Linked DNA regions of Mus musculus: region 1 is linked to region 2. The links are chromatin loops, found by intact Hi-C in ENCODE. Cell type or tissue: left cerebral cortex. All regions are shown on one strand. Each heading gives the region's core, and the rest is flanking DNA. Links, peaks and the distances in the headings are about the cores only.

Region 1 (2,909 bases), core at 294-2,793, 110 kb before region 2:
TAACAATTGTCTAAAGCTCTGAGGAAGGACAGGAAGCAGTGTGAACATCCTGGCTGTGTCCTTTCTTTATGCGTCTTGATATGTCCGAACAACTCTTAACAGACTCATTGCAGGAGCCATGGGAGAGTTGGGTATGGCAACATTTACTGGAGAAAGGTAAATTAAAAGGCTTGAGGCTGGGAAGATGGCTCAGTGGCTGGTGCTGGTTGCGCAAGGGTGAGGACCTGTACTGACCCTATACTGACCTGGGGACCTCCAGGACACTCCCCCTCCCCATGGGTGTGATAACACACATAACCCTGGGCCTTTCACCACAGAGAATCCCTTGAAACTTCTATGTGCTCTAGCCTGAGTACCTAGAACTGAAGGCATCAGGTTTCAACAAGGTGGGCAGAGAGTACGCACAGAGAGGTATGAAATGCACATATTTTCAGCCACACATATGAACACAGACATCAAAGAAACACAAATCCTCACACGTGCATGTTGACGAATGCTAAATATGCACTTGCCATAACCCACACAAGAAGAAAAATGCAGCATCAACTTTGCAAACACCTCCCCTTCTGAGTGTCTTGCTTTGTTATATAATAATAAATAATAATAATAAAACATATAGCAGAGATACTCTCACAGAAGAACATATAACAATCATAATCATATTCATTCAAAAGGTATACTTCTTGTACATCCGACCTCCACAGCCACTTCGCAGGAGTCAGACAGATTAACCAGAAGATGCATACAAATATGCACACGTACTTGGAGCGTAGGCTGTTAGACTTTCGCACGCATGCTGGCTGCTTCCAAACAAAGTAGTACACCAGGCATGAAGAACTTAAACTTTGAGAAAGAAGCTTCTAAAATGTGCCAGTAAGAACTCTAATGTATGACCTTAGGAACATATTATGTACCTCGAAATGGTCCTATATTCTAGCAGAATGGGTTAAATGTTTCTGCGAGAGTTAAATGGTTTCCATGTGTTGTATTGTCTGCTAAAGGCATAAATAGAAGGAATGGGGATGAAGAAGAGGACGAATGGGAAATTGTTCAGGTCCCAGTACAACCTTAAAGGAAATGATGCAGTGCAAGGGGAGACAGGATCACAGGAAAATGAATTAGGTAAACAACTGCACCAAGCATCAGAAATATTTCCATCTCTGAAGAGATACATTTTCTTCAAGAGGTCACCAGTCTAATGGTGTCAAGCTGGTTCCGGACTCTGGGTTGCTACTGAGGACCGCAAGAGTAGGCAGAGGAGTCCACTCCCAGCCAATCCCAAGGTTTCCATTCTTACAATCACTGCCACAAACGGTTACTGGGAGGCGTGACCTGTTTAAAGGGAAGGAGGCCGGGTCCTTGTTACCTTGTTAGCTACAGAGTTGTCAAGACGATCGTGGGGCGGATGACACGGAAAGACCCAGACAGAATACTGCAATAACTCCTATCTCCAGGAAGGGAAAGACAATATCTCTGTCACAGAGAGCCCAGGCGCAGCGCTGTCCCATTCTTCAGCGTCCCACCGCGCGTGCCCCTTACTGCCCTGGCGACTCGCAGGGCGCGGGGATCTGGCGCTCGGCGGGCTCCGCTCCCTCCCCCGATTCGGCCGCGGGTGTGCGCGTGTCGCCGCGCCAGGCTGCGTGCGCGGAAGCCAGCGACGCGGTTGGCCGACGCCGCCCTCGGGCTGCCCCCGCCCGGCCCGACACTGTCACCCGCTCCGAGGCCGCGGCGCCGCCTCCTGCCGCCGGGAGCGCGGCCTGCCCGGGAGGCGCTCGCTGCAGCCGCCCCGCGGCCCCGCTGCGCACACCGCCGCCCACCCGCGGCCGCCGCGCGCCCCGCCCGCTCCCATCCTCGCTCAGAATGACTGACTGCGAAGCTCTGGCGGAGCAGCCGCGGTGGCGCAGGCGGGAGCGGCAGGAGGAGTGCTGAAGACAGCGGCCGAGCCGGAGTGGACGCCGCGTCGGGACCAGCCCGCAGCTCCAAGGTAGCGACGCGGTGCAGAGGACTCGCGTGGGGCCTGGACTGAGCGCGACCAGGTGACTCTCCCCGGCTCGGCCGTCGGCCCAGCGGGGGGTTGGGGGGGACTCGCCTGGCGGGCGTGGGCACTGCGCGGCGTGGCCCGCTCCTGCAATCCGGGGGTCTCGGTCGCAGAGTTGGCGCGAGCTCCGGTTGCGGAGCGGGGGCGGGGGCGGTGCGGTGGGGCAGGCGGGAGCTCCACGCCGACCGCCCCTGCCTCCGGAGCCCGCCACGTAGAGTGGACGGATTGCTTTGTGGCGCACCCCGGGATCGCGGGATGCGGGCGTGGGGTGCTCCTGCGTGTGTTCTCGCGCCGGGTCACCCGGCCGGAAAGTGAACCCCGCGCTGACAGCAGGTGGCTGTCAGGCCCCTCACCTTTGGGCTTGAATCTTAGGGACTCGCGCACACGGTGCCAGCGCCTAGGGAGCGTGCGCGAAGGGGCGACCGAGGGATTTGTGAATGGTGCTTCTGAGAGGAGGCTGTGCCTTGCTGATGCAAAGGGGCTAGTATCCCGAGTGAGAAGAAAGGCTATTTATGGCAGAGTTGTGGGGTTCCCTTCTGTGTACGCTGAGCCCCTCCTGCTTGGAACTGGAAGCAATTCTGCAATTCTGCTTTTTTTTTCCCCCCTTCTGGAACCTGCTCTGTAAAACGAAAGAAGGAAGTCTGAAGTAGACTCCGGTGTGTACAGGTAGAAGTGCTTCTTGGAGGTCATGAACCCCTGCTCTGCCATTTCTGAGAGTCCTAGCTGTCTGTTCCTGCTACCTCTTCAGGTCCCCACTAAGACCACAGGACAGAAAACCTGCTTGCTTTCAGCAGCTTTCACTGGTCAAACCATTGCAGTTGAGCACTTTTCTTCTGAAATGAAACACACACCCTCCATTCTTCCCTTCCCA
Region 2 (2,909 bases), core at 113-2,612:
ATCTATTAAAATGTTTTCGAACATGCTTGCACCACGCAATGACACTGATGAGGATTCCTGGGTCCCCGCCCCGGGGAACACTTATCACTCTTATCCTCTTTCATTGCAGCTATCCTAGTGAATTGAAAGTGTGCTTTCTCAGTGCGGTTTAGTTTTGTTTGCTTCGGAAGCAGTGTTCCACTGTATGTAAGTTTCTGCCTGGGACTGCTTACATACCCTAGACTTGCCTCTAACCTGTAGCATTTCTCCTGTCTCTGCCCCATGAGCGCTGGGAAAGTTGTTTGCCACCACAGTCACCCTCCCTTTGATCTTCAGTTCCCTATTCCTAACAGTGTATTAGAACTATTCACATAGCGCCTGTATTAGTCAGGGTTCTCTAGAGTCACAGAACTTATGGATAGTCTCTAGATAGTAAAGGAATTTATTGATGACTTACAGTCGGCAGCCCAATTCCCAACAATTGTTCAGTCGCAGCTGTGAATGGAAGTCCAAGGATCTAGCAGTTACTCAGTCTCACGTAGCAAGCAGGCGAAGGAGCAGGATCAAGAGCTAGACTCCCTTCTTCCAATGTCCTTATATTGTCTCCAGCAGAAGGTATAGCCCAGATTAAAGGTGTGTTCCTTAAACTCGGAGATTCAATCTTCTGGAATCCATAGCCACTATGGCTCAAGATCTTCAAACCAAGATCCAGATAAGGATCTCCAAGCCTCCAGATAAGGGTCACTGGTGAGCCTTCCAATTCCGGATTGTAGTTCATTCCAAATATTGTCAAGTTGACAACCAGGAATAGCCACTACAGCGCCTTTGGATAGACAGGTTCTTTCTTTGAATTTTACAAAAATGGGTTAATTTTCTTTTCAATATTGATTGGATCCAATTTCCCACATTGTGGGAAACAAGCTCATTATACTGTTGTACAGCATTTTTTTCTCACTGTAGGCTGCCTTTGTAGCCCAGATTTTAAGTTTGATGAGCCTCACTAATGATTTTTTAAAATTTTTGTTGCTTGTGCCTTTGGTGGTAGTAGATCTATGAAGCTTTGTTTCTGTTTAACCTGGTATTGTTGATATTTACTCTCATGTTTTTGTCAAGAGTCTTTTGCAGTTTTGGTATTCATTCCTAGTTTATGAACTATCTGAATTAGTTTCTGTGAATCCTGCAATAGTTAGTCCCAACATCATTGCTTTCCATGTGATTGCTCCATTATTTCAGAACTACTTGTGGAAAGAGTGTGCATTCTTTAATTGAAGTTCCTTGTCATCCTCACGCTGCAGAGAATCACCTAAGGAAAGGGTAAGGGTGTAATCTGGACCACCTTGTTCCTCTGACTTACACATTCATTCTGATGCCATCGCCACACAGGCTTGATGGCTCTTGAACTTGGGAAGAATGTGTTCTCCAGTTTTTGTTTTCTACTCTAGTTATATTGAATATAATATCAGCCTGTTGATTTCTACAAAACAAAGACAGATGGGATTTTGACACAGGAAATTTTCGGGATCAAGATTAATTTGGAGAACTTTGTCATTAAACAACATCGCCATCTAATCAGTGGCCATAGGACATATTCCATTTTAGCCTTTTATTTCTTTCAAAAGTGTTTTTTGTTTGTTTGTTTTGTTTTTATTTTTTATTGGTTATTTTATTTGTTTACATTTCAAATGTTATCCCCCTTCCTGAGTTCCCCTCCACAAGCTCCCGATCCCCTTCTCCCTTCCCCTGCCTCTATGAGAGTGCTACCCTACCCACCCGCCTCCTCCTGCCTCAGTGGCCTAGTGTTCCCCTATCCTGGGTCATCAAGCCTCCACAGGATCAAGGGGCTCCCCTCCCAGTGATGGCAGATAAGGCAGTCCTCTGTTATACATCAAGCTGGAGCCATGAGTGCCCCCATGTGTACTCTTTGGTTGGTGGTTTAGTCACTAGGAGCTCTTGGGGGGGGGGGGTCAGGTTGGTTGATATTATTGTTCTTCCTATGAGGTTGCAACCCCCTCCAACTCCTACAGTTTTTTCCCTAACTTCCCCATTGGAGTCACCACACTCAGTCCAATGTTTGGCTGTGTACATCCCCATCTGTCTTGGTTTGGTTCTGGCAGAGCCTCTTAGAGGACAGCTATATAGACTCCTGTCAGAAAGCACTTTTTTGGCAAAAGTGTTTTTAAGTTCTCAGAATACATGTGTTGGGGCTTGCTCATTAAAATGTCAAATACTTTTTTTTTTTCTACTAACAAAATTGTCCATACAGAGTTGCCTCTTGGTTTTATTTTAATGATATTTTCCACTGTTAAGAAATACAGCTAATGCTGGTGTGTATTTCAGCCTTGACAAAGTTATTAGTTTGATTAGTTACGTGTTTATGTGCATAACTTTCTGAACAGCAAGCTTGCCCCAAATAATCATTGCAAAATGAGACCACTGCTCAGCAGGTTAATGGAATTTGAGTGGGTGTGAAATACAAAGGGTTTTTCACACTGTTTAATATGTATTATTTGTTCTTTAGATGAAAAAAAATTCCTTTATTCTAGAGAGGGTAATTGTTGTTCCTTAGTAAGGAGTATCAAATGGCATGGAATGTGAAAACCTGATCAAAACATCCAAGGTGTGCCTTATCTACATACACTCTTTGAGAAACACAGGCTGAGCCTGAATGATGTTCTTTTAAAGAAACCATAGCTGCTGGATTTCAATATGAATGTATTTATCTGAATATCCCTGATGTGGCAATTAGCTTTGTCACTGATATAGTAAAAAAAAAAAAAATATGGCATGGACAACTTAACTCAAAAGTACATACTTTGTGTGTTGTGTCAGAAGAGCTGAGTCTCCATGGTTGCTTGGTCCCATATGGGGGAATAGTCTGTATGTCAATCAAAAACTCAGAGGTAGACAAGGAATAACTACCAACAAGGCTC

What was found. A loop is a pair of places that touch in the nucleus more often than their neighbours do. Peaks named below come from ENCODE experiments on the same cell type or tissue, not always from the same donor. Only the 100,000 strongest peaks of a DNase experiment are listed, where the experiment ranks them.
Region 1: it touches region 2 in a loop (2.1-fold over the local background); 4 of 42 quality-filtered maps call a loop at or near these places.

What each region holds. Positions count from the first base shown.
Region 1 is chr6:61,178,618-61,181,526 of GRCm38, forward strand. It overlaps Ccser1 (coiled-coil serine rich 1), which reads left to right and starts at 1,708. Exons shown (of 11, transcript NM_183310.2): 1 at 1,708-2,036. A730020E08Rik (RIKEN cDNA A730020E08 gene) reads right to left here and starts at 2,193. Exons shown (of 3, transcript NR_040287.1): 1 at 2,090-2,193; 2 at 1,367-1,444. In left cerebral cortex, for the core only: a CTCF peak has its summit at 1,815; DNase peaks (open chromatin) are centred at 781, 1,762 and 2,471; H3K4me3 peaks cover 1,844 bases; H3K27ac peaks cover 1,132 bases.
Region 2 is chr6:61,283,835-61,286,743 of GRCm38, forward strand. All of the region lies in intron 1 of Ccser1 (coiled-coil serine rich 1), which reads left to right. Among named protein-coding and RNA genes, the nearest start is that of A730020E08Rik, 100 kb to the left of the region's middle. In left cerebral cortex, for the core only: no CTCF peak of the experiment used is centred there; no DNase peak of the experiment used is centred there.